Regions from separate parts of the Homo sapiens genome. Here region 2 is linked to region 1. A link is an interaction called in ENCODE POLR2A ChIA-PET data of the cell type or tissue named here. Cell type or tissue: CD4-positive, alpha-beta T cell. All regions are shown on one strand. Links, peaks and the distances in the headings refer to the core of each region. The heading gives the core; the rest is flanking DNA. Region 1 has its middle 20 kb from the start of DOCK11. Region 2 overlaps DOCK11 (dedicator of cytokinesis 11).

Region 1 (9,384 bases), core at 4,205-6,704:
TACAGCAGGATTATTCATAATAGCCAAAAGATGGGAACAGCCCAAATGTCCACCAATGGATGAGTGGATAAATAAATTGTGGTACATCTATATTTTGAAATATTATTCAGCCATAAATTGGAATGCATGACTGATACATGCTACAACTTGAATGAACGTCTAAAAAATGCTAAATGAAAAGAGCCAGAGACAAAAAGTCACATACTGTATGATTCCTTTCTTGTAAAATGCCCAGAATAGGCAAATTTATAGAGACAGAAAGCATATTAGTGGTTGCCAGGGGTCAGGAAGAGGGGGAAATAAAGAGTAATTACTTAATAGGTACAAGGTATTCTTCTGGGGTGATGAAAACATTTGAAACTAGAGAGAGGTAGTGGTTGCACTGCATTTTTAATGCACGAAATGCCATTGAATTGTGCACTTTTAAATGGTGAACTGTATGTTGTGCAAATTCCAGCTCAATTTAAAAAATACAATACCAGCCTGGACAACATACAGAGACCCCCTTCTGCACAAAAAATAAAAATAAAAAAATTAGATAGGTAAGGTGGTGAGTGCCTGTAGTCCCACCTACTTGGGAAGCTGAGGTGGGAGGATCACTTGAGCCCAGGAGGTAGAGGCTGCAGTGAGCTATGATCGCATCACTATACTTTAGCCTGGGTGACAGAGTGAGATCCTGTCTCAAAGAAAGAAAGAAAGAAAAAAGACTGTGCAGGGTGTGGCTGAAGCCTGTAATCCTGGCACTTTGGGTGACCAAGGTGGGAAGATCGCTTGAGCCCAGGAGTTCGAGACCAGCCTGGGCAACATAGGGCGACCCCGTCTCTACAAAAAAAAAAAAAAAAAATTAGATGGGTGTAGGCCGGGTGCGGTGGCTCACTCCTATAATCCCAGCACTTTGGGAGGCTGAGGCAGGTGGATCACCTGAGGTCAGGAGTTTGAGAATACATTCCTATAATTATTATGTGATTATCTGCCTTTTAAAATGGTGTACCATGGGTGTACCATGGCCAAAGACTACTGAAAGTCTATAAAAGATCACCAGGAGAATGAAAACATAATAGAAAATCAATGCAGCCCTGGTGGTACATGTGTTTAGTACGTAATTCTGAATAATGTCACGGAAACTGCTATCACTGGGGAGGACAATATATCTCAGTATGATGTTGTGTTGGTAAGTGTTGCCACATTGAACAATTCTGGAGATGCCAATCACATCATAGACTATGTGAATGGCACTCCCCTGGAGATGTATAAAGATGTATAGAGGCCGGGAGCGGTGGCTCATGCCTGTAATCCCAGCGCTTTGAAAGGCCGAGGTGGGTGGATCACCTGAGGTCAGGAGTTTGAGACCAGCCTGGCCAACATGGTGAAAACCCATCTCTATTAAAAATACCAAAAATTAGTCAGGTGTAGTGGCGGGCACCTGTAATCCCAGCTACTCCGGAGGCTGAGGCAGGAGAATCACTTGAACCCGGGAGGCGGAGGTTGCGGTGAGCCGAGATAATGCCATTGCACTTCAGCCTGGGCAACAAGAGCGAAACTCTATCTCAAAAAAAAAAAAATTGTGTAGAGACAGTCTGTTGAACCCTATACAAGTGGCCCTGTGCTATATAAACTCATTCTTTTCATTCCCCAGAGATGTCTGGTTGAAAGAATAGTTATAAGTCAGGTGTGGTGGTGTGCACCTGTAGCCCCAGTTACTTGTGAGGCTGAGGTGGGAGGAACGCTTGAGCACAGGAGTTGGAGGCTGCAGTGAGCTATGATCGCACCACTGCACTCCAGCCTGGGCGAAAGAGTGAGACACTATCTCCAAAAAAAAAATAAATTTTTTTTTTTTGAGATGGAGTCTCGCTCTGTCGCCCAGGCTGGAGTGCAGTGGCACAATCTCGGCTCACTGCAAGCTCCGCCTCCCGGGTTCACGCCATTCTCCTGCCTCAGCCTCCCGAGAAGCTGGGACTACAGGCGCCCGCCACCAAGCCCGGCTAATTTTTGTATTTTTAGAAGAGACGGGGTTTCACCGTGTTAGCTATGATGGTCTCGATCTCCTGACCTCGTGATCCACCCGCCTCGGCCTCCCAAAATGCTGGGATTATAGGCGTGAGCCACCGCGCCCAGCCAAAAAAAATTTTTAAAGAAAAGTTATAAACAAAAACCACTATTATGGGGCTCAAACTGTGTCTGAATCTAACAAAGACAGAGTTAGAATAATTTAAAGAAAATGTAAACAATGAGAGCCTTTGATTTCTAAAAACTCAGGAGGTGAGGTGTCTAGAATGAAATAATAATGATTTCTGAAACAGATGAATTAAAGAGTGCCTAAATATTGTAAAACAGGGGATTTGTGTTCCTCTTTTTGCTCCAATGAATCTATTCAAAATGGTTTATTCATTTTAAGCTGCAACTAAAACAAAATATGGTGGGGTGGTGGTAACATGAATATATACATATATATACATGTGAATATATATACACACATATATACATATATAAAATGAAGGCGCGTTATTTTTTACAATTAAAACTCAATAAAGTTGAATGTGTATGTGTGTATATATGTGTTTATATATGTGTATGTGGTGTGTATATATATTTATATATATATAATATATTTCTTGTCAATGAGGCCTCAATTTTCAGACTTCTTCTCTAGCCACTCTTCTCACTCCCTTGATGATCTCATCCAGTGTTTATGGCTTTATATAACATCTGTACCAGCACGGTCCAATGGAAATATAATGTGAGCCACATATATAACTTTAAATACTTTACTAGCCACGTTCAACAAGTAAAAAGGAACACATGAAATCAATTTTAATAATGTATTTTATTTAATCCAATATAGCCAAAAATATCTTTTCAACATGTGATCAATATTTAAAAATTATTAATAAAATATTTCACTTTCTTTTTTCTGTATTGTCTTTGACATCCAGTGAGTATTTTACACTCATAGCATATCTCATTTCGGACTAGCCACATTTCAGGTGATCAATCGTCACATGTGGCTGGTGGCTACTGTATCAGATAGTAGGTATCTATACGCTGACAAGGTCCAGATTTACTTTTCCAACCTAGATCTCTCCTCTGAACTGCAGACTCATTCATCCAACTGTCTACTCAACATCCCCACCTGCATTTATTATAGTCATCTAAAATTTATGTCCAGGGCCAGGCGTGGTGGCTCACGCCTGCAATCCCAGCACTTCGGGAGGCTGAGGTGGCCAGATCACTTGAGGGCAGGAGTTTGAGAACAGCCTGGGCAACATGGCAAAATCACGTCTCTACTAAAAATACAAAAACAATTAGCCGGGCATGGTGGCCCGTGCTTCTAATCCCAGCTATTCCAGAGGCTGAGGCACGAGAATAGCTTGAACCGGGGAGGTGGAGGTTGCAGTGAGCTGAGATCGCTCCACTGCACTCCAGCCTGGGTGACGAAGTGAGACTGTCTCAAATACATATATATTATATATAAAATTATATATAAAATTATAATATAATATATTATATATGTGTGTTTGTGATATAATATATATTTTTATACACACACACACACACACACACACACACACATATATATATATATATAGAGAGAGAGAGAGAGAGAGAGAGTATGTCCCAAACGCAGCTACTCATCTTCCCCCAAGAAACCTTTCAGAGGCTTACACATCTCAATTAATGACAACTCCATTTTTCAGGTTGCTCAGGCCCAAAACCTTGGAGCCATCCCAGACTCCTCTTTCTCTCACATCCTGCATCCAATCCTTCAGCACATCCTGGTGTCCCTACCTTCAAAATATAAGACCACTTCTCACCACTTCCATTAATACCCTGGTCCAAAGCACTATCATCTCTTACTAAGATGATGGATCGTCTCTAAGAATGTACTAGCCTCCTAAATGGTCTCCTTGCTTACAGCCTTGGCCCATTCAGTGTTTAAAACACAGCAGCCAGAGTGATCCTGTTAAAATGGAAGTCAGATCACAGCAGTCTGCTCTGAACTTTCCTCTGGCTCATCATTTCACTTCGCAAAAGCTGAAGTCCTTACAATGGTTCCACGCCCTCACCTCCGGTGACCTCTCCACTCTCCTCTCCATTCTCCCCTTGCTCACTCACATCAGGCTTACCAGCTTCCTTGCTCTTTCTCAAACACGCCAGGCATGCTTCAGCCCCAAGGCATTTGCACTTGCTGTCCCCTCTGTCTGGAATGCTGTTACCCCAGACAGAAGAGTGGTTCTCTTTCTCCCCTCCTTCCAGCCTTTGCTCAAATGCCACCTTCTCAGTGAGGCCTTCCCTTTACACCTTATTTAAAATTGCAACCCACCCCCCAGACTACCTATTTTTTTCTCTTCCCTGTTTTGTTTTTTCTCCATAGCATTTACTACACACACATCTTTTTTTTTTTTTTTTTTTGAGATGGTGTTCCTCTCTTGCTGCCCAGGCTGGAGTGCAATGGTGTCGTCTCAGCTCACCGCAAACTCTGCCTCCCAGGTTCAAGCGATTCTCCTGCCTCAGCCTCCCGAGTAGCTGGGATTATAGGCATGTGCCACCATGCCCCGCTAATTTTGTATTTTTAGTAGAGACGGGGTTTCTCCATGTTGGTCATGCTGGTCTTGAACTCCTGACCTCAGGTGATCCGCCCGTCTCGGCCTCCCAAATTGCTGGGATTACAGGTGTGAGCCACTGCGCCCAGCCAACCTATATATATTTAGTATTTGTCTCTCCCCATAAATTATAAGCTCTGTATGAGCAAAGCTTTTTGTGTGTTTTGTTCATCACTATATATCCACAGCACCTAGAACAGTGTTTGGCATATAGTAGGCACTCAGTAAATATTTGTTGAATGGCTACATTATATAACATTTTCATTCAGGACGATTGTTCATAATATTAAGAAAGTATGTAAAGAAAAGACAAATGATTTTTCAACATTGCTTCATATATGCCACATTTTATAACAAAACATAAAAAGATCCGCCTCCCGGGTTCAAGTGATTCTCCTGCCTCAGCCTCCCGAGTAGCTGGGACTACAGATGCCTGCCACCACGCCCATCTACATTTTGTATTTTCAGTAGTTTCACCATTTTGTAGTTTCACCGTGTTGGCCAGGCTGGTCTCGAACTCCTGACCTCAGGTGATTCACCCGCCTCAGCATCCCAAAGTGCTGGGATTATAGGCATGAGTCACCACGCCCAGCTATGGTGGTGGTCGGAGGGGGGCCTCCCTATGTTGCCCAGGCTGGTCTTGAACTCCTAGGCTCAAGCAATCCACCCACCTTGGCCTCCCAAAGTGGTGGGGATACAGGCATGAGCCACGGCGCCCAGCCCTGGTTGTCTACTTTCATTCAAATGAGCATTATATCTTGAGTTCCTGGTGGAATTCCAGTCACATACGATAATTTTAAGAGTGTTCCTTGGTCAAATACATGTGGGAAATGCTCCTTAGTGTATTATTCTGTGGAAACTATTTCATCTTCTCAGTTCTTTACTTCATTTTCTGGACTTCCTCCAGCTCAGTGACTTCACGTCATCGTTTGCTCTTTCCCTGACTTGTGCATGCAAAAAAAAAGATCTCCACCTCAAGGAGTTTGCCATTGCATTGCTTTTACGCTAGTAGTTAGGGAGCAATTTTTAATGTTTCCCTCTTAAAGGATTTATTTTTTTGCATCTTATCCTTAAGAGCTATTGACTTTGGTTTCATCTTTCTCTTGAAATGGCTGAAAATGTCTCCAGAGTGGGTATATTTTTGACTTCTTTCCCCCTCACAGTACTCCAGGCGAGAAGCTTTCTGAGATGTTCATTTTCCGCACTCATGAATGGAAGTCCATTTAAAAACTCTGAGGTGGAGATCATCCTAAATGCTTAGTTCTTTCCTGGTACCCTCTTCACACAAGGTAAAAGTGTACACAGACATAATATACATATCTATCATTAAGTATACATCATATTTGTGCATATATATATATATTTGCTCACTGTGACAGATTTTGAAGTTTATTAATTAGTGTTTGTGAATGAATAAAATATGTTCCATTATACATTTTTTTTGAGACAGGGTCTCACTTTGTTGCCCAAGATGGAGCGCAGTGGGGTGATCTCAGCTCACTGCAACCTCAACCTCCCAAGCTCAAGCCATCCTCCCATAGCCTCCTGAGTAGCTGGGACTACAGCTGCATGCCACCATGCCCAGCTATTTTTTTTTTTAAATTTTGTAGTGATGGGGTTTCAACATGTTGTGCAGGTTGGTCTCAAACTTCTGGGCTGAAGTGATCTGCCTGCCTCAACCTCCTAAGGTGTTGGGATTACAGGTGTGAGCCACAGCACTCAGCCTAAATATACATTTCATACATACATGCATGTGTGCAAATGTGCATGTATGTGTATACACATACATGCATGTACATTCACATATGAAGTCAGTGTCTGTACTTCCCATTGCTAGTTTTTACACTCTTACTATCTGTATATTTATTCATAAATGCTGTATAGTAGCTCCCTTCCCTTTCATTGTTTGTCTTGTAAAATGAATATTCTACCACTGCTTCCCCTCCTTTTGCTACTCACTTGATCCTTCGCTGCCTGCCACTTGGCCTCTCATAACTGCTTGACAAAAATCTTCTCATCTGAAGTCAGATGCGTTGGGTCATGCCTGTAATCCTAGCACTTTGGAAGGCTGAGGTTGGAGGATTGCCTGAGCCCAGGAATTACAGACCAGCCCTGGCTACATAGCAAGATCATGTGTCTACAAAACATAATTTTAAGAAAATTATAAAAATTGAAAAAAAATTAGCTGGGCGTGGCAGTGTGCACCTGTAGTCCCAGCCATTCAGGAGGCTGAGGTGGAAGGATCCTTTGAGCCCAAGACATTGAGGCTGCAGTGAGCTATAATGGAGGCACTGCACTCCAGCCTCGGTGACAGAGTGAGACCCTGTCTCTAAACAACAACAAAAAATCTTCTCATCTGAAAGTCATCACCATACTCAGTAACCTTTCCTTGGTCCTCATTACCTGACTTCTTCATTGTTCCTCCTCCCCTCCTTCTTGGATCTCTTTTGAGATGGAGTCTCACCTGGCCTCCCTGGTTCAAGGGATTCTCCTGCCTCAGCCTTCCAATTACAGGTGCGCACCATCATCCCCAGCTAATTTGTTTTTTTTGTATGGCGGTTCACCATGTTGGCCAAGCTGGTCTTGAACTCCTGACCTCAAGTGATCTGCCCACCTCAGCCCCCCAAATTGCTGGGATTACAGGCATGAGCCACTGTGCCCAGCCCTTCTTGGATCTCTTAATGAAATACTCTAATGTTGAAGGGGCTGGCCCCTGTGAAGAGGTGAAAGGGTGGGGCTGAGGGCTAATATCCTGCTTTGCCACTCTCTCGGCAGGCCTGTTTTCTCTCCCGACCACCAGCTTCACGCAGTCTCATGTACATTTCCAGAGGGATGTTCTGCTGTTTCCTTCAGCTTCACTTGTCTGAAATATAACTCATCTTCTTCCACAAAGCCAGTTTCCGTAGCTTCTCTTTTTCTGTCACTAACGTCAGCACCAGACATAAAACCTGAGTCATCTTTGACTCCTTTCTTGACTTCGCACCCACGTTCTATCCATCACCTAGTTGTGTTGATTTTTTTTAATGTTTTGAACTTTTGAAATATTTCAAAAACACAGAAAACTACAGAGAATAAACGATTTCATCACTGCTTAGATTTGACAAATCTTTGTATTTTGTCATATGGACTTCAGAGTTTTTCAAGAAATAAAACATAATACATTTGAAGTCCCTCTGCACCTTTCCTCAATCCTGTCCTCTATTCCCTTAGAAGTTATCACTACCTAAAGTCTATGTACCCCAAAAGCAATGTTGTATACTTTTCCTACATATGCATTTATCCATAAATAATATATAGGCCAGGCACAGTGGCTTATGCCTGTAATCCCAGCACTTTGGGAGGCCAAGGTGGGAGGTTCACTTGAGCTCAGGAGTTTGAGACCAGCCTAGGCAACATGGTGAGGCCCCATCTCTATAAAACATTAAAAAATTAGCAAGGCATGGTGGCGTACACCTGTAGTCCCAGCTACTTGGGAGGCTGAGGTGGCAAGATCACTTGAGCCCAGGAATTCAAGGCTGCTGTGAGCTATGATCATGCCACTGCACTCCAGCCTGGGTGGCAGAGTGAGACCCTGTCTCAAAAACAAGAATCATCAACAAAAACAACAATATTTTATTATAATAAAGGGTTTAGAGAAAATCAAAATTATGGGAGAAATTATTCTTATTTTTTGATCTAGTTGTCTACATCTATGTAGATGTAGGTCATCTTGTTCCCAAAAATGTAACCCCATCATCATTTGAGTCACGTGAATGTTAGGTATAGTTCTCAGGAGTAAACAGAGATTTGTGTGTCTGTGTGTGTGTGTTTAAGAGATGGGGTCTCACTCTGTTTCCCAGGTGGGAGTGCAGTGACAGGATCATAGTGTGTCTGGAGTTGGTTCCTTCTGGTGGGTTCTTGGTCTTGCTGACTTCAAGAAGGAAGTTGCGGACCTTCATGGTGAGTGTTACAGCTCTTAAAGGTGACATGGACCCAAAGAGTGAGCAGCAGCAAGATTTAGAGTGAAAGAACAAAGCTTCCACAGCATGGAAGTGGACCTGAGTGGGTTGTTTCTGCTGGCTCGGGTGGCCAGCTTTTATTCCCTTGTTTGTCCCCACTCACATCCTGCTGATTGGTCCATTTTACAGAGCGCTGATTGGCCCATTTTACAGAGTGCTGATTGGTGAGTTTACAACCGTTTAGCTAGATCCAGAGTGCTGATTGGTGCATTTTTACAGAGTGCTGATTGGTGCATTTACAATCCTTTAGCTAGACACAGAGCACTGATTGGTGCATTTTTACAGAGTGCTGATTGGTGCATTTACAATCCTTTAGCTAGACACAGAGTGCTGATTGATGCATTTACAATCCTCTAGCTAGACACAGAGTGCTGATTGATGCATTTTTACAGAGTGCTGATTGGTGCATTTACAATCCTCTAGCTAGACACAGAGTGCTGATTGGTGCATTTACAATCCTTTAGCTAGACACAGAGGGCTGATTGGTGCGTTTTTACAGAGTGCTGATTGATGCATTTTTACATAATGCTGATTGGTGCATTTACAATCCTTTAGCTAGACACAGAGGGCTGATTGGTGTGTTTTACAGAGTGCTGATTAGTGCATTTACAATCCTCTAGCTAGACACAGAGTTCTGATTGGTGCACTTACAATCCTTTAGCTATACACAGAGTGCTGATTGGTGCGTTTTTACAGAATGCTGACTGGTGCATTTACAATCCTTTAGCTAGACACAGAGTTCTGATTGGTGCACTTCCAATCCTTTAGCTAGACACAGAGTGCTG
Region 2 (2,500 bases), core at 1-2,500, 56 kb before region 1:
CCCAGCTACTCGGGAGGCTGAGGCAGGAGAATCACTTGAACTTGGGAGGCGGAGGTTGCAGTGAGCCAAGATGGCACCATTGCACTCCAGCCTGGGCAACAAAGCAAGACTCTGTTTCAAAAAAACAATATATATATATATATATATACACACTTCAAATGGTTAAGCTGTATAGAATGAGGATTATATCTCAAAGGCTGTCAAGAAAAGTAAAACATAAAATTACTCAGCTTCACTTCCTGTTTTTTTTTTTTTTTTTTTTTTTTTTTTTTTTTTTTTTTGAGTATATGGCTCACTGCAGCCCCGAACCTCCTGGGCTTAAGGGATCCTCCCACCTCAGTCTCCTGAGTAGCTGGGACCACAGTCATCCACCACCATACCTGGCTATTTCTTTTTTATTTTTGTAGAGATGAAGTCTCCCTATGTTGCCCAGACTGGTCTCAAACTCCTGGCCTCAAGCAACCCTCCTGCCTGACTCCCAAAGTGCTGGGATTACCAGCATGAGCCACTGCACCCAACCTCACTTCCTTATACATCCAAAAACAAAACGAAACAAAACAACAACAACAATAACAACAAAATCTCCAATATTTAGTAAGAGATGAGTTCTCAGTACAGAAATCATGTTGCTCTTCATTCCAATGGTTAGTTTTCAATGCTTGAGGTTCCTACACCATAGCCATATATTTCACAGACCAGCCTGCTACAAAAGTGAGGCTTGCTGCTCTGTCATTCCCCGAGGGCTCTTCTGGAATCTTATAAACAGAAATAGAAAACATAGAACTTAGTTCTATAGATTCACTGAGCATTAACCATGTGTCAGGCAGTGGAGCTACAAAGCTGGGAAGGCAAAAGCAGGCAAGATGTGGGCCCTGCCCTTAACAAACTCATGGGCTAGAGGGAGAGAGAGATCCCTAAATCAAGAGCTATGATGCAATGGAGTAAGGGCTAGGGTAGGGGATACAGAGAGTGCCATGCAGACACAGGGAAGGGAGTGATTCATATCACTGGTGAAGGCAGTTCAGAGAGGAAATAGCTTTTGAGCTGAGACTCGAAGGATGAAATAAAAATCCCCATGGCAGGCAAGGAAGAGAGCATAAGTCTTAGCAAAGAAGAAGAAAGCCATGTGTTCATTGATTCTGGGGTGTACAGAACAGGGAGGAATGGCCAAGATGAGCTGGGAAGGAACGTTTATGGAGGACCACATATGCCAAGTCAATGAGTTTAGACTGTTTCCTAGTGTAGGTGATGGGGAGCCAGAAGTGGTTTTTAAGCAAGGGAATGACATGAACAGATGTTTTACTCACATTTATCCACTGAAAGCCAGAAGGTCAACGTTAATGGAAATTAATCCATAAAATGACAGCATAGGCTAAAAATTTGTCCTATTGTCTATGTTTTCCAGGAGTAATACACTGAATTATGGAAAACTACTCATTAGAGTTGCATACAAAACTATTGAGGAAAATAAAGTGAGGACTCTGCTTATGTGAAAAGCCTTTCTTTAAGAGAGAGAAAATGTTTGCATTGTCCTTGTGTGACAGAGATTAACCAGAATATTTCATTTGGAAAAGATCAGCTGCCAATCTGTACTTAATTTGTTCCCAACACCTTTCCTATGGCTAATTTGATCCAAAATGGTCCAACTTTTGATGAGAAATATGTTGGATCACAGTATTTCTTTGTTTCAATCCCTTCAGTGGCTCACCAGAGTCTGTAGAATAAAGCTCAAACTGTTCAGCAAGGCTTATTAGATCCCTTGTGATCTGGTCTCCATCTTCAGCCTCCAGCCCCATGTCCTCCAATCAGGGTGGGTAGACCTCCTAATGGGTCATGTTATCTCATATTTGATGATCCTGACCTCTCTGCCTGGTTATGTCTACTCCCCCCACCTCAAGACCCCAAGAGGCTGCCTTATCTACCCAAGTACAGGTGACCACTTCTTCCTATTCAGTGCACCTTCTGAAACCCAGAGCTATTCTATTTCCTACGCTTCCTTCGCCATCCCAGCCCATTTCAGAGGTGCCAAGGTGCAGTGCCTGATGTTTCCTTTTCTGTCTCTCTACCCTCTTAAATGAAAGTTCTGTGATTGTAGTGTCGTTGTCTTATTCACTGCTCTGTCCCTAGCTCTTCAAATGAGCAAAGTACAAATCCATGGTCAATATTTTCCTAACCTTCAGAATTAAGATTTTCTGCCTCTTACAATCTTTCCTAGATGACCACAATCTCTAAAACACTGAAAGGCAAACATTAGGGTAGCTGTCCAAAGGAGCTCTGCTACTGAACACTTTTAATAGTATGAATCATCACTCACTAATTTATCTTTTTGTAAATTCACAATGCCATATATGAAGTTTTCATAGAACAAGGCACCCCACGAAGAAATGCTGGGAGGTAGAAAATAGTATGGGTGGTCGGGCGTGGTGGCTCACGCCTGTAATCCCAGCACTTTGGGAGGCCAAGGCAGGCGGATCACAAGGTCAGGAGTTTGAGACCTGCC

The links. ChIA-PET counts read pairs that join two places held together with the same protein. Peaks named below come from ENCODE experiments on the same cell type or tissue, not always from the same donor. Only the 100,000 strongest peaks of a DNase experiment are listed, where the experiment ranks them.
Region 2: POLR2A ChIA-PET joins it to region 1 with 7 read pairs; 4 of 35 experiments call an interaction of 5 or more read pairs at or near these places.

What each region holds. Positions count from the first base shown.
Region 1 is chrX:118,470,879-118,480,262 of GRCh38, reverse strand. No RefSeq gene overlaps it. Among named protein-coding and RNA genes, the nearest start is that of DOCK11, 20 kb to the left of the region's middle. In CD4-positive, alpha-beta T cell, for the core only: no CTCF peak of the experiment used is centred there; no DNase peak of the experiment used is centred there.
Region 2 is chrX:118,529,194-118,531,693 of GRCh38, reverse strand. All of the region lies in intron 1 of DOCK11 (dedicator of cytokinesis 11), which reads right to left. Among named protein-coding and RNA genes, the nearest start is that of DOCK11, 35 kb to the right of the region's middle. In CD4-positive, alpha-beta T cell, for the core only: no CTCF peak of the experiment used is centred there; a DNase peak (open chromatin) is centred at 993; H3K4me3 peaks cover 403 bases; H3K27ac peaks cover 1,924 bases.